Linked DNA regions of Homo sapiens: region 2 is linked to region 1. A link is an interaction called in ENCODE POLR2A ChIA-PET data of the cell type or tissue named here. Cell type or tissue: HepG2. All regions are shown on one strand. Each heading gives the region's core, and the rest is flanking DNA. Links, peaks and the distances in the headings are about the cores only.

Region 1 (8,000 bases), core at 1-8,000:
CATGGTGAAACCCCGTCTCTACTAAAAGTACGAAAAGAAATTAGCAGGGCATGGTGACGGGCGCCTGTAGTCCCAGCTACTCGGGAGGCTGAGGCAGGAGAATGGTGTGAACCCGGAGGCGGAGCTTGCAGTGAGCCCAGATCACACCACTGCACTCCAGCCTGGGCAACAGAGTGAGACTCCATCTCAAAAAAAAACCCAGAGGATCAAATAAGCTAAACATAGTCCAGTGTCTGGCACATGGAAAATACAAAGTAAATGAAAGGCCAGGCGTGGTGGCTCACACCTGTAATCCCAGCACTTTGGGAGGCTGAGAGGGGAGGATGACTTGAACCCAGGAGTTCAATGCCAGCCTGGGCAACATAGTGAGACCCCATCACTACAAAAAAAAAAAAAGTAAATGAAAAACATTATTATTGTTATCTTTATCAAGTGATTCTCAGACACAGAGGGCAGCCTGTCACGTCTCCTATTCCATGACCCTCCACAGCTCACAAAGGCCTGCGAGCCACAGCTGTTTCCATGCAGTATTCCCACCATCCCTCCAAGAGGGGCTGAAGGTGAGGCTGGGTGGCATGATTTGGAGCCTTGCCCAAGGCTGCTGGACCCGTAGGTAATAGAACCAGAACCCTGCCAGCTGCAGTGGCGCACCCCTGTAATCCCCGTACTTCGGGAGGCTGAGCTGGGCGGATCACCTGAGGTCAGGAGTTCAAGACCAGCCTGGCCAACATGGCGAAACCCCATCTCTACTAAAAATACAAAAATTAGCCAGACGTGGTGGCACGCCCCTGTAATCCCAGCTACTCAGGAGGCTGAGGCAGGAGAATGACTTGAACCTGGGAGACGGAGGTGAGCCGAGATCGCACCATTGCACACCAGCCTGGGCAAGAAAAGCGAAAATCAGTCTCAAAATAAATAAATAAATAAATAAAATACTAAAATTAGCTGGACATGGTGGCATGTGCTTGTAATCCCAGTTACTCGGGAGGCTGAGACTTGAGAATCGCTAGAACCCAGGAGGTGGAGGTAGCACCGAGACCATGCCGCTGCACTCCAGCCTGGGCGGCAGAGAGAGACTCCATCTTAAACAAACAAACAAACAAAAACTGGAACCCAAAGTAGGACTTTGTGTCCCTTCCCTGCCTCCCGTCCTGACATTCCTTCCTCTGCCCCATCCTGCTTCCTAACAAGGCACCCAATATCCTTGGCTCTGGGCTCCAGGAGCCAACCCAGGAAGCAAACTAGGAAAGGCCTGGCCGGGCTGGGTAGGGACACCTGGGGCAGCGGTGGCTGCTACTTGGCAGACACGCCTTCTCCCTGACACAGCTGTCAGCCTTTGCAGTTCTGCTGAGGCAGCAGCCCTGGCCCAGGCAGGCTTCCCTCCCTCTGTGCTGGGTACATGCACACAGGGCTGGCTGCAGATGGCCGGCCTGTGCCCCTGCACCCATCCAGGCCCAGGGACCCTGGCCTGCCCAGTGGTCAGCACTTGGCCACCTGGCCTCCAGGGCCCCACTGCCTGCCCCCCTGGGGACAGGCCTGCCCCAGCTGCTCTGGGCCCTAGACAGGAGAGGAGAGGCGAGAAGAGGCAAGGCCGTGAGGCCGGAGGGCAGGAAAAGCCGGGAGGGAGGTGGCTATTTATAGCCAGCTTTGCTTTTGTTCCTTTTCCAGCAATGCCTCTCTTTAAATAGGAGCAGGGCTGGAGGCTGCAGCTCTTCCCCAGCCGCCTGCAGTCAGCACGCAAGAGTGTGTGTGCCTGTGCGTGTGTGTGTGGGGGGGGCATGTATAGGGAGTGGGCACTGCAGTGTGTATTTGTGCATGTGTGCAGGGACAGGAAGAAGAGGCTGGATGTTCTGTGTACGTGTGTGCTTGTGTGTACACCGACATGTACAGGGTGGCAGTGGGTGAACAGCTCTTTGTGTATGGGTGTTGGGAGCTGCATGTGCACATACGTGGATAGGGATGGGGCAGTTCATGTGTGTGTGTGTGTGTGTGTTTTATTTTTTTCGAGACGGAGTCTTGCTCTGTTGCTCAGGCTGGAGTGCAGTGGCGCGATCTCGGTTCACTGCAATCTCCTCCTCCCGGGTTCAAGTGATTCTCCTGCCTCAGCCTCCCGAGTAGCTGGGATCACAGGCGCGCGCCACCACGCCCGGCTAATTTTTGTATTCTTGGTAGAGACGGGGTTTCACCATGTTGGCCAGGATGGTCTCCAACTCTTGATCTCGTGATCCGCCCGCCTCCGCCTCCCAAAGTGCTGAGATTACAGCCGTGAGCCACCGCGCCCGGCCGGTGTGTGTGTGTGTGTGTGTGTATGATGAGCACACATTCAGTGCAGCGTGTGTGTGTGTGTGTGTGTGTGATCGCGCATGTGTCTGGTGTAGACTGGCGTGAGCAGCTCTCTGGGGCGAGTGAACATCGCTGTAAGGGGCTGTGGAGTGGTCCCCGCCCTGTGTGTGAGAGGATGGCATCGTGCAGGGAAGGGGGAGCAGCTCTTCAGTTGTGCACAGCCGACTGGAACCCTCGGTGAGGGCAGGGCCTGTGTCTGTTCTGCGCGTGGGATGAGCGCGTAGAGAATAAAGGGGCTCCGGGGTCGTCTTCGGCTGCCGGGAAAGTGCGTCAAACCCGCGTCCCCAGCGTTTTTAGGGCCCTCGCAGAGCCCCACCCCCACCCCCACCCCGGGGTCCCCGTGCGCGCGAGGCCGCCCCTGTCCCCGTCTGTGCTGCGAGGCCCGTGAGGGGAGCGGGGCCCGGGCGCTCCGGCAGCGCCAGCTTGGGCAGGAAAGCGCCGCGGCGACCTCGGAGGCCACATCCCGGCGAGCCCAGGAGGAGGCGAGCCGGCCCCACGTCCCCCACCCTCCGCCTCAGCGTTCACGTCTGTAAAGTGGGGGCAGGAAAGCCGCCGGGGATCCGGCAGGGACCTGCGCGCTGGGCAGCGGTGGCCGGCCCGGGGGCAGCCGCGGGGAGGGGAGGCCCGACCCGAGCGGGGCGCGTGGGGTGCGCAGATCCCCGGCCGGCGGCTCCCGCGAGAGGGAACGGATCCCAGCGCGGCCGCGGCTCCCCGCGCGGTAACCCCGATCTCTCAGCGCGGGCCCCCGGCTCTAGAGCGAGAAGACCCTCCCGGGCGGGGCCGGTGCCCAAAGGGCGCGCTCGGCTCGGGTCGGCCTGCGGGAGGCCTTGGGGCGCCGGGTCTGGGCACCGCCCTCGCCCTGCAGCTCCGGATCAATGCGACAGCCCTCCCCGCCCCTCCCCCAAAGGCCAAACAAAACATAGTAAATATTTAATCCGGGCCAGGGAGCCAAGGAGGCCTCCCCGCCCCCTCCGCCGCCGTCTGGCTCCCCTGCCAGCCCCGGCAGCTCTCCCTCGGTAATGAGGCCGGGAGAGGCCGGGATCGATCGCGGCCTGGGGCGGAGGCGGGGGTGGGGGTGGGGCGCCCGGCACCCTGAGGGGGACATCGCTGCCCGCCCCCAGGCCCCAGACCCAGGAGCCCAACCGAAGGCACCTGCGCCCACGCTTTCCCCAGAAGGCCTGCGAGGAGCGCGCCGGCCCCTGCCGGCCTGCCCTTGTCACCTCCCTTCTCAGAGGGCGTCAGCTGGGGTCGGGGGTCTGCGGGGATGCAGGCCCGAGTAGGAGGGCTGTGAAGGGGGCGGGGACCTCCCAGCCCCGGCTCAGGCCTGACCTCCGAGTCCTAGTGGTTTAAAGCCAGCAGGGGCTTGGATGAGGCCTGGGTGGGGCAGGGGCAGCTAGGGGTGCCCTAGAGGGAGGCTGGCGAGGTGTTCCTGTACCTTGGAGTAGGATACCTTAGTGTGCTGGTGGTGCTCCCGATTTCCTGGGCATTGCCTGGGGAATACCTAGAGGGGACGGTGACATCCTCACTGCTCATTCATGCAGTGGTTTATGATTGAGCACCTACTATGGGCCAGTCATACTTGTCGACTACCAGACAGACAAGTTCAGACCTGCAGAGGGATCGCATTCCAGAGAGCGACAGTTAATAAGTAAACACATGCGATGATTTCAGATCGTGGTTGGACTCAGTGTAGAGAATAAAACTGTTAATGTGATATTGTACTTGGCCGGGAGAGGAGCCACATCAGCTGGGCTGGTCCTGGAGCTGGCTGAGGACGATGGGTTGGGGAAAAAGCATCCCAGACAAAGTCTGTAGGAAGTGCAAAGGCCCAGAGGCAGGAAATAATTTGCGAGGAAGGCCAGTGAGGTTGATTGTCGTGAGTGAAGAAGCAGGTAGTGAGCGGCAGATCCCTGAAGGTCTCGTGGGCCACGGAGGAGTTTGGATTTTGTTCTAAGTGCAGTGTGAATGCATTAGAGGTTTTAAGCAAAGGAATGACATGATCTGATTTACATTTTTAAAAGCCTCTGCTGGCTGCAGTGTGGAGAATGGAAGATAGTTAAGGGGGAAGGCGGGGAGGCCAGGTTGGTTGCGGGGGATGGTGCAGTGGTGTACACAAGGGTGGCTGGTCCCCTGCCTGGCTTGGGTTATGACTGAAGTGGCCATTTACACATCTGCAGCTGGCAGGGCCCCCAGCAACCAGGAATAGCCTGCTCCTGGGTTCTTTGTGCACAGAGTCCCAGCTGGCCTGGGCAGAGGCTGGGGTGGCCCCCGTCCTGTCTCCGAGACCCAGACTCCACAGTGGGCAGCCCAGGAAGGTTTTTTTTAGGAGCATTAGAAAATGTTGACATGTTTTTTGAAACAATTTCAGATCTGATATCTCCGCCAGATTGAGTTTGTAACCAGCTTTATTGTTTAAGCCTGCTGGGATTTCATCAAAGGCGTCTGCTGTTTACCCAGAACCATTTCATTGGAGAAAACAGCAAACAGACCTGCATTTCTATCTGATTTCACTTTTTCCCTTTTCTCATGAATTTAAGAGCTTGTGAAAAGCAAGGCTGATAAGGCAAGGCAGCGAGGATCACATCCGGAAGAGGGGGGTCACAAGGATCTCAGCTGAGGTTTATTAATAGAGCAGAAAAAAGTTGGGGGTAGCTGGCCGCTTCTCAGGGGGAGGGCAGCAGCCAGCCCTCTGCAGGGGGACCTTGGGCCGGGGGGGAGGGGAGGTGGGGAGAGCTGCTGTTCACCCGTACTCTGCCCAAGATTTTTAGGTCATCTCCTGGTGTCTGTTGTCTTTACCAGTTTCTGGACTATTTCAGACACTGGCAGTGATAAAAGACTGAACATCAGCTCTCACCTGGAAAGCAGCAGTGACCTGGCCTCAGAGATGGGTTCAATGAGACAGATTCAAGCTTTCCTGGGAGAAAGCCGAGTAAGGAAACACATCAAAAGGCACATGGAAGGCAGATGATGAGAGTACCGGGAAAATTGCCTTCCTGCTCCTCCCCTGCCAACACTTGGGATTCAGTCCCTTCTCCTGCCAGGCAGCCTGAGCCAGGGCAGGGCAGGGCCCAGGGATGCTTGTCACAGGCTCAGCACGCCCTCACCTCGCCAAGGAACCTACACCAGTGTTATCGCCACCCGCCTAACAGCATCCAGGTGCCTCTAAGCGGGCCTGTTGACCCAGCAAATATGAGCCCAACAGGGGAGACGCTGGCTCTGCAGCCTCTCAGGAGAAGGCGGTCTGAGAAATTTGGGTTAATATGCCTTGTTCCGTGCTTGAGCGACAGCTAGTTAAGTGCATGGGTTGCTCGGCACATAGGCCATCTCTCACCAGTTGCACATTAGACCCACTTATAAAGTCAATCGATTCGAACCAATTAGCAAGAAGATAAGGACTTGTTTACCTTTGATGGTAGATCTTGCAGCGAGCCATCTGAGGGGGATGATAATGATCCAGGGGTATTTCTTCAGCACGCAGTGCCAGGCAGAACCATGTTGTTCTACGCCTTCTGGCAGGTGGGACTTCCGGCGACAGTGAGAGTCAGCTCCCTCATCTGGGGTATGAGCCTGTAAGGACGAGGAGAGTGAGCAAAGGACAAAGGTCTTTCCAGAGCCAAGCTTAGGCCCTCCTGGCTGTAGAGGTTCCCCTGCCATGCCTATCTTTTTTTTTTTTTTTTTTTTGAGACAGAGTTTCACTCTTGTCACCCAGGCTGTAGTGCAATGGCGCAATCTCGGCTCACTGCAACCTCCGCCTCCCGAGTTTAAGTGATTTTCCTGCCTCAGCTTCCCGAGTAGCTGGGGTTACAGGCACCTACCACCATGCCCGGCTAATTTTTGTATTTTTAGTAGAGACGGTGTTTCACCATGTTGGCCAGGCCGGTCTCAAACTCCTGTCCTCAGGTGATCCACCCGCCTTGGCCTCCCTTGGCCTCCCAAAGTGCTGGGATTACAGGTGTGAGCCCCTGCACTCGGCCCCATGCCTACCTTTTGCAGTGAGAGCTCAGTGGGCTGCTGGGGCCTGAGAGGCTCATTCCATCACTGTGGGCTCTGAGCATGGTCCCAGGGCCCCTGTAAGCACAGGGGAACCACATGCTCCAGACACAGGGCCTTGGGAGTATTTCTGGCCATCTGTTGACAGCCTCTGTCATCTCATTTCATGATTTTTTTTTTTTTTTAGAGATGGGGTCTTACTATGTTGGCCAGGTTGGTCTTGAACTCCTGGCTTCAAGCAGTCCTCCCACCTCGGCTTCCCAAAGTACTGGGATTATATGCAGGTATGAGCCACTGCACCTGGCCGTCATTTAATCTTTATAAGCCTCCTTTTTAACCACCTTTCCCCCAACGCAAGCGTGTATTATCCCCTTTCCTAGAGAAGGAAACTGAGGCTTGGAGGTGGGAGGCAGCAGAGCCTGCTTGTGTTGACCGAGGTCACCGGGCCTGTCAGTGGCGGAGCTGGGATTGGAATCCAGGCCTGGCTGACTCCAGCATCTTCACTCAGACTCATTGTCCTCTGCCTTCTGTGAAGTTAGGTAGTGGCAGGACCTTCTCCCAAATTGTGGGTTTGATAAGCTCGCAAGCTGGTGGGAAGGGGATGGAGCAGGCCCCTTGGCATTTTCTGACCTGAGAATTGAGAATATCAGGGGATGAGGCCGAGGATATTCAGGACTTGGGCAGTACTCGCCCTGCTTTTGCCCGAGGAGGGACCAAGTGTGTCCCTGGCTGGGAGAGCTGGTAGGTCCTCTGTAACACGGTGGGCTCAGCACAGGGGAGACATGGCTGTGCCCCCAAGGCATCTAGTTGCTGGCCCCCTGTCCCTGGACTCCCTCCTCACTATCCCCATAAGGGATGGAGTGAAAGCCGCTTTGTCCTCCCCAGCTCTTGCCCATCACTTCCCCCTCAAGCTCCCAGCGCCTGTGAATTCCACCTGGGCACACTCTTCTCAGAGGCAGCAAAATGAGATCTTACTCCAGAGACTGGGGAAAGCAATCCACAGATTGGGACCCGGAGCGGCGAGGTTCGAGTGCACGTGTCCTGAGGAACGGGGTGGTTCAGCGTAGCCGGGGGTGGGGACTGGGGGGCTTTGTTTTTCTACCAGTTCTGCTGTGCTTGCTTAAAACTTGATGAGTTCTTCTTGGGAAATTGCTTCAGATTTCACAGCATTTTCCTCTTAATAGCCTTGGCAGTGGTGAATCCTTGACCTTTGAGGGTGGGTTTGATTTTTTGGAAAAGGCCAAAAGTAATTTGAAGCTGTGTGTTGTGAATACAGGGGCTGAGCAATTTGCAGAATGTGATTTGTTTTTGTTATCGGAATTTTTTTTTTTTTTGAGATTCAAAACGCGATGGCACCCTAACCAACTGAGCCAGTTTTCTCACGAGGAAGTTCCAGAATTGTTTCAAGTAATGGCAGTGCTTTGCAATGGGGGACTTGGGTTCAAAGATGACCACTCTGATGGAAGGGTAGGGGAAGGGAACGGATGCTTTATTGAACCGTTACTATGTGCCAGACACTTTACATATATTATCTCAACTGCCGAAATAAGTTTAAGAATAAAGCAGGTCTGTAAAAACAAAACAAAACAAAAAACTCATAAATAATCCATTATTTTGCTTACTCCTCACAGTAATCCTGTTAGAACAAGTGCTTAGCCCATTTCACA
Region 2 (11,035 bases), core at 107-8,106, 66 kb after region 1:
ACACGAGCAGGTGGCATCTTGGCTCTTGCCTGAGGCCAGTCACCCTGCCCTGAATTCTATCCTACTCCACCTTCAGCCCCTCCCTCGGGGGTAGCGCCTCTCATTCCTGATGTCTCAGGCAACCCTGGCAGACCCAGGTCCAACTGCTGGGGTCCAAGAACCAATTACCAAAGGAAAGATCATCAGAGGCTGAAATCTAGAACTTCATCCCGGGCAATGAGGTTCTCACAGAAGGTGCAGTTTTATAACTAACTACGTCCACTTATATATATTCACACTCTACATATATATATATATATATATATATATATATATATATATATATACACAAATGCACAGTCCCCCTCCCACTCCGTTACCTAACTGTACGTCTTTTCATGTTTATAAACTATACAGAAAACTGTATTTGCTGAACTAAGGATTGTATTGGTGATTTCTAGCAAAAACAAAGTGATAGAATTTTTGTCTAGAATCCCAAACTGGCAACGATAGTCTCCAAGGGACCTGGCCTTGCCAAGGGCCTGGGGCAAGGTGTCGGCGGGACGGTGAGGAAGGGGGAGGCAGCAAGAGTCACTTTGGGGGACCAATATTCTTAGATATTTAGAGCATCACCTTGTTTTTATATGCAACACAAGCCTGTCTGCCACCCTGGAGCGCCCTGTCACCCCTGCTGTCGTAGCTGTTGGCTTCAGGGTGAGAAGTGAGAAGCAGCTTATTGTATATGAGGGAGCCAGGCCCCGAGGGTGAGCGAGATGGAGAAGGGGAAGGAAGGGGCTTTGGGATCTGGAAACCAGCAGGCCAGGCAGCATCCACAGTGTTAGTCCAAAGGGTCGGACCGTGTCGTCAGCCTAGCGTTTGGTCAGTGACGGCCTGGACGGGCCAAGGAGACTCCGGGCTTGAGCCCAGGCCTCCCGCACGGCTCAGCTGCTGAATTTTTCCTTGAGGCTGTTTGGTGTGTGACCCAGCAAGGGCCCTGTGTGGGACAGCAGGAGGGAGGCGTCGGGGGCCTTAGCAGAAGGGGAACAATGAGGGCATTTCATGAACCATCTCAGGCACTTCTGCATCACGGAAGACCTGGCCCTCCCAGCCGTCCTGGGGATGCTCAGGGTGCAGGCAGAGGCTCGGGAGGCCGGACTCAGGGGTCAGAAGCAGGGACTGGGGCAGGCGAGCCCGGACAGGGAAGAGGGGCTCCGATCAAAGCCGGCCGTGCTGCTGGCCGGGGGCCCAGGTGGGTACAAGCTCCTTTGTGCTTTGCACAAACCTGAATCCCCCACCAGAGAGGATGTGTGTGAGGAGCCAGAAACGCTGAATCCAATTAAGAGAGAAAAATAATAATAACAATAAATGATCTTGGACAAGAACCCTGTTTTTCATTTCCTAACCCCGCATTCCCGACAGGTGGCAGATCCTGGGCTTCTGTGGGTGGGCGAGCCTGGCCGGGCACAGCTCTGGGAACACAGCACATTTGTTGGCGGGAGGAGCCGCAGGGGGCAGGGGCGCACTGATTCACGGGACACATGAGAGCACGCACACCCTGGTGCTCCGTTTCGTGGCACTTCCCTTGCCCGCACAGATCATGATTCACTTTCCACATTCTGACTGCCCCGGGTCGGCACCATCTCCGTGGCTCTCCCCGGAGGAGGCTGGTCCTGGGTCCTTCCTGGCCTATTCCCGGGAGTCTCCGGAGCAATGGCTAAGTGACTGATCCTCAGGGCGCCCGGCAGGCGGCTGGTGGGGACGGGCGGCTGCAAGGAAACAGTCAGTACCTGGGGCCCAAGGAGTTTTCCAGGAGGCTAGGGACCCACCCGGACAGCTGTGGGTGGGCTTGGAGACTGCACACGTCTCTCTGGCTTCAGAGAAAGGAGAGGGTTCCCCGGATAGAGGGAGGAAGGCTGTGTTTTCAGGCCTGGCTGGACAAATCCTCCTCAGTATGAGGCTTGGGGCATTCACTAAAGGGAGCCCAGTGACTGCAGACCAAAGAATCCTCAGCCTGCACCTGCTCCCCTGTGGCCTGCAGGCTCTGACCCAGGCCGAGGTGCTAGGGCCTGGCTGTCCCTTAGAACCCAAGGATGTTGTTGTGTTGTTGATTTCATTTCCAGCTTCAGACAGCAAGGCCCTCAGTGGGAAAATCAAGAGTCTAAGCACTTTATTAATTTTTTTTTTAAAAAAAGACTTAGGAAGTCCTGTAATATGGAAGTGAAATGTCAGTACGAGAAATGCTAATGTTTTATAAATGATCCGCTTCTGTCAAGCACAGCACAGTCTCTGGTTGCCGACTGTTATTAGAGGCAAGGCAGTGGGGGCCCAGGACGCCAGGTATTTTTAGCAGCTTTCTCCTCTAAGAGGTAGGGGGAATCAAGGCAGCTCTGTTGCAGACGACATCAGTTGTCACTCAGCAGCTCATGCTACGCAGTTATGATGACACCATCGCCCCAAACATCAAAGCAACTGGACGCGTCAGGGGCGAGGCAAAAGCTTCTCTATTCGCCAGCTCCAGCCCCTTGCGTCTGGTTCAGGGCATGGAGATGCAGATTCCTGTGGTCTTCCCAGAGGCGGGGGCCACCCCTCCGCTGCCATCTTCCCACTTTCCCTGGACCCCCAGAGGGAGTCATCTCTTCTCCCTCCCAGCCCTCCTGCCACACAGGCCTCCACTGTGGACTGATGGGGACAGAGCCACCCCTGTTGGAGGGGCTGGGTGGCCACTGGTGGTCTCCACTGTGGACTGACGGGGACAGAGCCACCCCTGTTGGAGGGGCTGGGTGGCCACTGAAGGCCTCCACTGTGGACTGATGGGGACAGAGCCACCCCTGTCGGAGGGGCTGGATGGCCACTGGTGGTCTCTAAGGCCTTTCACACAAGCTCCTCCCCTGACCCCAGAGCTTGGCTGGCTCTGCATAGTTCATTCAACAAGGGCTGATCAGGGACCTCCGTGTCCAGCCACTGGCCAGGCTCTGGGGACATAAACGTGAGAAGACGTGGCTCGGGGCAAAAGGAGCTCAGAGCCTAGATGTAGAAACAAGTATTCGCAACTGGTATGGAGTTGGCGCTTGTGGTAGCACCCCTCGGCCCCCAAAATGAGGAGCTCAGCTGGGTGGGGGCAGTCAGAGAGGGCTTCCAGGCAGAGGTGACACTCCAATGAGTCTTGGAGGATGAGGAGCCACCCAGAGAAGAGTGTGGGGAGTAGGGCTAGAGGTGGTAACAGCACTGTGTCTGGGGTATCCACAAACCACTCCCAGCTGAGGGCATGGGAGACGCGCCCTGTATGGGAGCGGCCCAGGGGACTCTGCTCAGGGACTCCACTCTGCCGTGGAAGTGGAGGGGCTGTGCGGTCCCCCCGACCTGGTCGTCCTCCCGCCCACCCCCCCCAGCCTGTCCATAGGCACGTGGTTTCTGACCGTGGCAACCTTGCCGCGGTTCTTCAACAGTGGGTTTCATGGTGGAAACTTGCCTCCTGGGCTCAGCCAGATCCTCCCCTGGTGCCAGCAAGCTGGAGCGCTCGCTGGAAGTCTGCCTGGGCCACAGGCCCATTCCCAGACACCTGCTGCTTCCAAGCTTGGGAAGCATTCCACGGCCTGCGCTCCCTGCTTCCCAGCCGCGGCCGCCCTCAGCCCCTCCTGACTTCGGAGCAGCTCAGATCACCCCGGCGCTTCTGCCTGTGCGGGCTGTGACCATCAGCCAGCCCCAGAGCCCCTCCCACCAACCGCACCCCTCCTCTCCTGCCGGGGCTGTTCTTTGCAAAAGCCAAGAATCCCATTTAGCAAATGTTTACTCATCACCCAGCTAATCACCAGCGCTCTGCCGCCACGGTGAATGGGCTCCAGGAAGGCCTGTGAGCAGGTTGGGGGGAGCGGGAGAGCCCGGGAGGCCTCGTGGAGGGCAAGCTGCAGGGACTGGGGTCAGAGGGAAGGAGTTTGCTGCGGAGGCTCCCTGGAGCCACCGAGCCCTCAGCAAATTCCCCTGGACATGCACGCCCGCTTCCCAGGCAGGCCCCACCAGCCCATGAGCCGACCCACCTCTCTGCCAGGGACCCAGCTCCTCCGGGCCCTACTCTATGCTGACCTAGGGAGGCAGTCTTTCTCTGCGTTTATTTGTCCTACTCTATGCTGACCTAGGGAGGCAGTCTTTCTCTGCGTTTATTTGTAGCCTCCTGAGGCTCAAACAATCCTCCTGCCTCAGCCTCCTGATTAGCTGGGACTACAGGGACACACCACCATACCAGGCTAATTGTTTTATTATTTATTTATTTATTTATTTTTTGAGACAGAGTCTTGCTCTGTCGCCCAGGATGGAGTGCAGTGGCGCGATCTTGGCTCACTGCAACCTCCACCTCCCGGGTTCAAGCGATTCTCCTGTCTCAGCCTCCCAAGAACCTGGGATTACAGGAGCAAGCCACCGTGCACGGCTAATTTTTGTATTTTTAATAGAGATGGGTTTTCTCTACATTGGCCAGGCTAGTCTCGAACTCCTGACCTCATGGGATCCACTTGCCTCAGCCTCCCAAAGTGCTGGGATTGTAGGTGCGAGCCACCACGCCCAGCTAATTTTTTAACTTTTTAGTAGAGATAGGGTTTCACCATGTTGGCCAGGCTGGTCTCGAACTCCTGACCTCAAGAGATCCGCCCACCTCGGCCTCCCAAAGTGCTGGGATTACAGGCTGGGCCAGCGCACCTGGCTGGTGTTCATTCTTTGAGGAGGGGTGGGTGCATGCTTTGATGGAGTCCCTTCCAGCCCCCGTTCTGAAGCCTCCTGACCCGGTTCAGCTCCCCGCCTTGCCCTCTAACTTCACTTTCCTCTAAGCAGGAGTTCAGCCATCAGCCGCGACTCCATCCCCATCACCAATCCCCCACTATCAGCTCGTAATGGGCCAATTTTCTTTTACCTTCTGTCTACTTGGAAAATATCTCAAGAACCTTTGATTGTGCGTTAAAATATCCTTTAGAATTCTATGCTCGGTATCTTTCTGCTCCTCTAATTGTCCCTTTTAACTCACCGTGCTTTCCGTATAAATCTCCCGGTCTCCTCCTTCCCAGGCTGTTAATAAATATGAGCTCTAAAAAAATACATAAACATCTATTGTTGGCTAAATAACTCACGGCACAATCAAAAAGCCGGGAAAAGAAGAGAGGCTCGGCGCGTCGCATGGCCACCTGAGCACCCTCCCTCGCGCGGTCCTGCCGGTCTCTCCAGAGAGGGCTGCTGAAGGCAGGGGAGTCTGGGCCCTGAAGAGCCCATGAGGTGAAGGGACCCTGGGGGAGAAAAGGAAGCGAGGCAGAGAGAGTAGCTGTACTACCAGGGGGACAGGGCTCTCTCCAAGAGCGCCGAGTGAGGGGTTTGGACAAAGGAGACCCTCGTGCAGGGAGCAGCGGCTGGTTTAAGTGGCATTTCAGTGGGCTGGCCGCCAAGGCCCCTCACCACCACAAGAAGTGGGTCAGCCTCCTCTGACACCAGCGCCAGCCCACAAGGAGGGGGCCCGCCCCCATCTCTCTCCTCTCTGCCCTCATTTCTCATTAGAGCCGTTAGTTTCTAAGCTCCAGGAGGGTGGGGAAGGATGTGCCTTTGTGTCACCGATTCCTGTGTGGCAGCGTGCACACTAATGGCATGCCTGAACGGCAGAATTTGACATTGCTGCTGCAAGATGTGCTTGGGTCACAGTGCTTTCCAAATTGGCTGAGGCTCCACGCCACCCCCCTCCTCCCTCACCCAGGCGCCTCAGAGCCCCCGCCAGCCACTGCTTCTGCAGCTCCCTCTGAGGGCCTCGGAAAAGAGAGAGGAAGCAAGAGATGTATTAAACTCTTCCATCTCTGTAAGCACCATTTCCCAGGAGACCGACTCTAAGGAAGAAGGAAACACAAGTGCTGGAGGCCTACACAGGTAGGAGGTTGGGAGGAGGCACCAGGCTTCGTGTCTCCTCTCCCCACCCCCGGTACTGCTTTGGGGACAGTCCCTGGCAAGACAAGAATGCCCTCTGAGTGGCAGCATCCAGGTGGCCACGCGCCACTCCAGCCAGAGAGATTGGAGGGATAATTGCCACGTAAGACTTGCTCAGTGATGAGAGGCCGGGGGGACAAACCCACAGAGGAAACAATAGCATGGACTGGATGGGCAGGGGAAGGTGGTCTCTAAGCAAGACCCCAAAGGATGCACATGTACAGTCTCACTTGGAGAGAGAGGGCACAGCTCTGCGGGGCAGCCGTATAGCCAAACAGGCAGAAGGAGGAAAATATGCAGACGGGCGCCGCGTTAGGGAGAGGCTTTTGCACACACACGTGCACATGCCTCTCTGGCACGGCGTCCTGCCTCTCTCCCTTGTGCAGTCTCATGCAGCCTAGTGTGGGACATTCACATAGTCAATAGATTCGGGCCAGGCGTGGTGGCTCATGCCTGTAATCCCAGCACTTTGGGAGGCCGAGGCGGGCAGATCACAAGGTCAAGAAATTGAGACCATCCTGGCAAACATGGTGAAACCCCGTCTCTACTAAAAATACAAACATTAGCTGGGCGTGGTGGCAGGCGCCTGTAGTCCCAGCTACTCAGGAGGCTGAGGCAGGAGAATGGCGTGAACACGGGAGGCGGAGCTTGCAATGAGCCAAGATCGCGCCACTACACTCCAGCCTGGGCGACAGAGTGAGACTCCATCTCAAAAAAAAAAAAAAAAGAAAAGAAAAGAAAAGAAACAAAACAAAACAGATTTGAGCCCTGGCCATGTGCAAGGCCCCGGCCAGCGCTGGGACTGCCGGGTGAACACGAGGGCCTCCCCATGTGCAGCTGACATACCAGCCAAGGAGGCAGTGGCAGAAAACCAAATCCCTCTTTATCTAATTGCCATGGTAGTTGTCAGGAGAGAGGCAGCAGAGTCTGTCACGCAGCTGTCACTCAGGAAGAGTGAAGAGTGGGGCTGAGCCCCGCCCTCCACGCAGGCTGGTGGCCATCTGTCAGGGACACAGACGCTTGTGTGATAAGTGGGCAGATTCTGGGCTGCGCCCTGAGTGGCGGCATTTCCCACTGAGCCCTGGCCCTAAAGGAGTTTATCTGACTTGGAGTGGGTGGAGGCGTCGAGGGCAGGAAGCCCCTAGTCCCACCCGATGCCTCGCCTGTCCAGTGTGAGCTTGGAGGGTCTGTACTCCCCCTGCGGGCTGGGGTGCACTGACATTCTCCCCTGTACCAGGGACCACGGGGTCCCCAAGTTGTTTTTGTTTTTTGTTTGTTTGTTTTTGAGACGGAGTTTCACTCTTGTTACCCAGGCTGGAGTGCTGTGGCGTGATCTCGGCTCACTGGACCTCCACCTCCCGGTTTCAAGCAATTCTCCGGCCTCAACCTCCCGAGTAGCTGGGACTACAAGCGCCCACCACCACGCCCGGCTAATTTTTGTATTTTTATTAGAGACGGGGTTTCACAGTGTTGGCCAGGATGGTCTCAAACTCCTGACCTCGTGATCCGCCCACTTCAGCCTCCCAAAGTGCTGGGATTACAGGCGTGAGCCACCTCGTCCTGTGATGTTTTTATTCTTTATCTCAAATCTGAGCCTCGGAGGCCCTGAGGTCCCTGGCCCCTCATCTCGCTTGTTGCCAGGAGAGTCTCTCACTGTTTTATCTGCGACATTTAAAGTGCCACCGGGTGTCTGGCACTTTGGGAGTCTAAGGTACAGGCTCTTCTGAATTTCCGCACCAGCCCCCTTTCCAGGAGCTACTCCCAGGCTGGCCTCCTCGCCTGTGACCAGAGCACTCAGAAAGGAGGCTCAGGACTGGCACAGTGGCTAACGCCCGTAATCCCAACACTTCGGGAGGCCAAGGTGGGAGGACTGCTTGAGGCCAGAAGTTCAAGACCAGCCTGGACAACATAGTTCAAGACCAGCCTGGACAACATAGTGAGATACCATCTCTATGAAAAATATAAAAATTAGGTGGGCGTGGTGACACGTGCTTGTAGTCCCAGCTACTCAGGAGGCTGAGGCAGGAGGATGGCTCCAGCCCAGGAGTTTGAGGCTGCAGAGAGTCGTGATCACACCACTGCACGCCAGCCTGGGTGACACAGCAAAACCCTGTCTCAAAAAAAAAAAAAGTTCATTGGCCAGGCACTGTGGCTCATGCCTGTAATCCCAGCACTTTGGGAGGCTGAGGCAGGCGGATCGCGAGGTCAGCGGTTTGAGACCAGCCTGGCCAACATGGTGAAACCCTGTCTCTACTAAAAATGCAAAAATTAGCCGGACGTGGTGGCGTGCGCCTGTAATCCCAGCTACTTGGGAGGCTGAGGCAGGAGAATCATTTGAATGCGGGAGGCGGAGGTTGCAGTGAGCTGAGATCGTGCCATTGCGCTCCAGCCTGGGCAAGAGAGCAAGACTCCATCTCAGAAAAAAAAAAAAAAAGGTCCTTAGCAAGCAGACTAAAAATATTAAAACAAAGTAAAAAGCAAAGAAAAGAAAAAGGAAAGAGGCTGAAAGCCACCTTGAGCGGCTCCCACTTGGCATCATGCCTACTGAGGGGAGACGGGCAGAGGTCGGGTATTCTAGTTAGAAGGTGCTTTAGAGACGTCCCGGCTGCAAACTGCCAGGGTACAGCTGCTGGGACCTCCAAGCCTGCTGGCTGCCCCCAGCCTCAAACTTGATCTCCCTCCTTCCTTCCTCACTCACTCCACACCACCCCAAAAATGAGCATCCCTCTGGCCTCACAGGGACCCCTTGGGGAGGGATCTTCCTGTGACCACTCCCGCTGCGGCACGAGCTCCTCTCTCCTCCCCAGCCAACCTCATGCTAGGCCCAGTGCTTGGTCTCAGGCTCCCCAGAGGCCACCATGGAAGCTGCCTCCTTTTGCCCACTCCCCCTTCACGCTCAAAGTGGCTTCATTTCTTTCCTTCTTTCTTTTTTTTTTAAAATGGAGTCTCATTCTGTCGTCCAGGCTGGAGTACAGTGGTGTGATCTCGGTTCACTGCAACCCCTCCGGCTCCCGGGTTCGAGCGAAATTCTCCTGCCTCAGCCTCCCGAGTAGCTGGGATTACAGGTGAGCACCACCACGCCCGTCTAATTTCTGTATTTTTAGTAGAGATGGGGTTTCACTATGTTGGCCAGGCTGGTCTCGAACTCCTGACCTCAGGTGATCCGCCCACCTTGGCCTCCCAAAGTGCTGGGATCACAGGCGTGAGCCACCGCGCCCCGCCCGTATTTCAGATTTTTAAAGTCCCCTCCCAGACACAACTGAGAAGTGCCTCCTGTGTGGAGAAGGGATTATAATCCTCACTTTACAGAGAAAGAAATGGTCCTTCTAGTTATTCAGACCTGTGCTTCTGAGTCCAAGAGCGGAGCTCTTCCTCAGCTCAGCCCTGTTCTTCCTTTTGCCCAAGAGGAAGAAATCCAAGTGGCGGAGAGCCCATCCTGCGCGCCTTAAGGCTAAGATGGGACCAGTCTGGGGGAATCTTCCTTTTCATTCCCAGGAACTTCAAGCTCAGAAGAGCTGATGTGCAAAAAGCCTTGGAGAGAAAGTCAGAAGGTCCGTCTTCCTGACTTTCCTAGATCTTTCTGCTGTCCTGACCCCTCATCCCAAACTAGGTGACTGGGATTGCCCACCCGGTCACTGAGGGAGCTGCCAAGAGCTCCCTCCCATCTGTCTTCCTTCCCACCACGAAAAGGGGGCAGTGGCAGAAAACTCCCAAACTGGGCCGGGCGCGGTGGCTCACGCCTGTAATCCCAGCACTTTGGGAGGCCGAGGCGGGCGGATCACAAGGTCAGGAGATCGAGACCATCCTGGCTAACACGGTGAAACCCCATCTCTACTAAAAATACAAAAAATTAGCCGGGCGTGGTGGCGGGCGCCTGTAGTCCCAGCTACTCGGGAGGCTGAGGCAGGGGAATGGCGTGAACCCAGGAGGCAGAGGCTGCAGTGAGCTGAGATCGCGCCACTGCACTCCAGCCTGGGCGACAGAGCGAGACTCCGTCTCAAAAAACAAACAAACAGAAAACTCCCAAACTGGCCAAGGTGGTGGCCCCAGTTTCTTGACAGGTGTAGCTGAATCCTCATTTCTGAAAAGACCCCATGTTCAGTGTGACCGACTCCTGTAGTCTGGGCAGAGAAAGAAGACCTGGCCCCATCATCCTTCTTCCTACAGGGTACCACGAGGCTGCCACAGGGAATTCCTTCCACAAAGTAAAGGAAGATAGTGGACGCCTGGAATCCCAGCACTTTGAGAGGCCAAGGCAGGAGGATCTCTTGGAGTCAGGAGCTCAAGACCAGCCTGGACAACATAGCAAGACTCCGTCTCTACAAAAAATACAAAAAATGGCTGGGTGTGGTGGTTCATGCCTGTAATCCCAGCACGTTGGGAGGCTGAGGCGGGTGGATCACGTGGTCAGGAGTTCAAGACCAGCCAGGCCAAGATGGTGAAACCCCCTCTCTACTAAAAATACAAAAAATTAGCTGGGCGCAGTGGCAGGCGCCTGTAGTCCCAGCTACTCAGGAGGCTGAGGAAGGAGAATCGTTTGAACCCGGAGGGTGGAGGTTGCAGTGAGCCAAGATCGCGCCACTGCACTCCAGCCTCGGCGACAGAGTGAAACTCTGTCTCAAAAAAAAACTAAAAATAAAAATAAATAAAAAATAGGTACATTCTGGGCTGGGTGTGGTGGCTGACACCTGTAATCCCAATGCTTTGGGAGGCCAAGGAGGAAGGACACTTTAGACCAGGAGTTCAAGAACAGCCTGGGTAACATAGCGAGACCCATTTCTACAAAAAAAAAATTTTTTTTTTTTTGAGACAGAGTCTTGCTCTTGTTGCCCAGGCTGGAGTGCAATGGCGTGATCTCAGCTCACTGCAACCTCTGCCTCCTGGGTTCAAGCGATTCTCCTGCCTCAGCCTCCAGAGTAGCTGGGATTACAGGCACATGCCACAACGCCTGGCTAATTTTTTTCGCATTTTTGGTAGAGACGGGGTTTCACCACGTTGGCCAGGCTGATCTTGAACTCCTGACCTCAGGTGATCTGCCCACCTCAGCCTCCCAAAGTGCTGGGATTACAGGCATGAGCCACCGCGACTGGCCAATTTGTTTTTTTCT

What was found. Peaks named below come from ENCODE experiments on the same cell type or tissue, not always from the same donor. Only the 100,000 strongest peaks of a DNase experiment are listed, where the experiment ranks them.
Region 2: POLR2A ChIA-PET joins it to region 1 with 10 read pairs; 2 of 35 experiments call an interaction of 5 or more read pairs at or near these places.

Annotation. Positions count from the first base shown.
Region 1 is chr17:1,993,451-2,001,450 of GRCh38, reverse strand. All of the region lies in intron 1 of RTN4RL1 (reticulon 4 receptor like 1), which reads left to right. Among named protein-coding and RNA genes, the nearest start is that of RTN4RL1-AS1, 20 kb to the left of the region's middle. RefSeq lists an enhancer at 956-1,466. In HepG2, for the core only: no CTCF peak of the experiment used is centred there; DNase peaks (open chromatin) are centred at 3,270, 3,970 and 5,920; H3K4me3 peaks cover 3,356 bases; H3K27me3 peaks cover 634 bases.
Region 2 is chr17:1,925,003-1,936,037 of GRCh38, reverse strand. It overlaps RTN4RL1 (reticulon 4 receptor like 1), which reads left to right. Exons shown (of 2, transcript NM_178568.4): 2 at 1-1,361. Among named protein-coding and RNA genes, the nearest start is that of RTN4RL1-AS1, 87 kb to the left of the region's middle. RefSeq lists enhancers at 3,256-3,820, 3,821-4,386. In HepG2, for the core only: a CTCF peak has its summit at 4,100; a DNase peak (open chromatin) is centred at 3,757; H3K27me3 peaks cover 5,413 bases.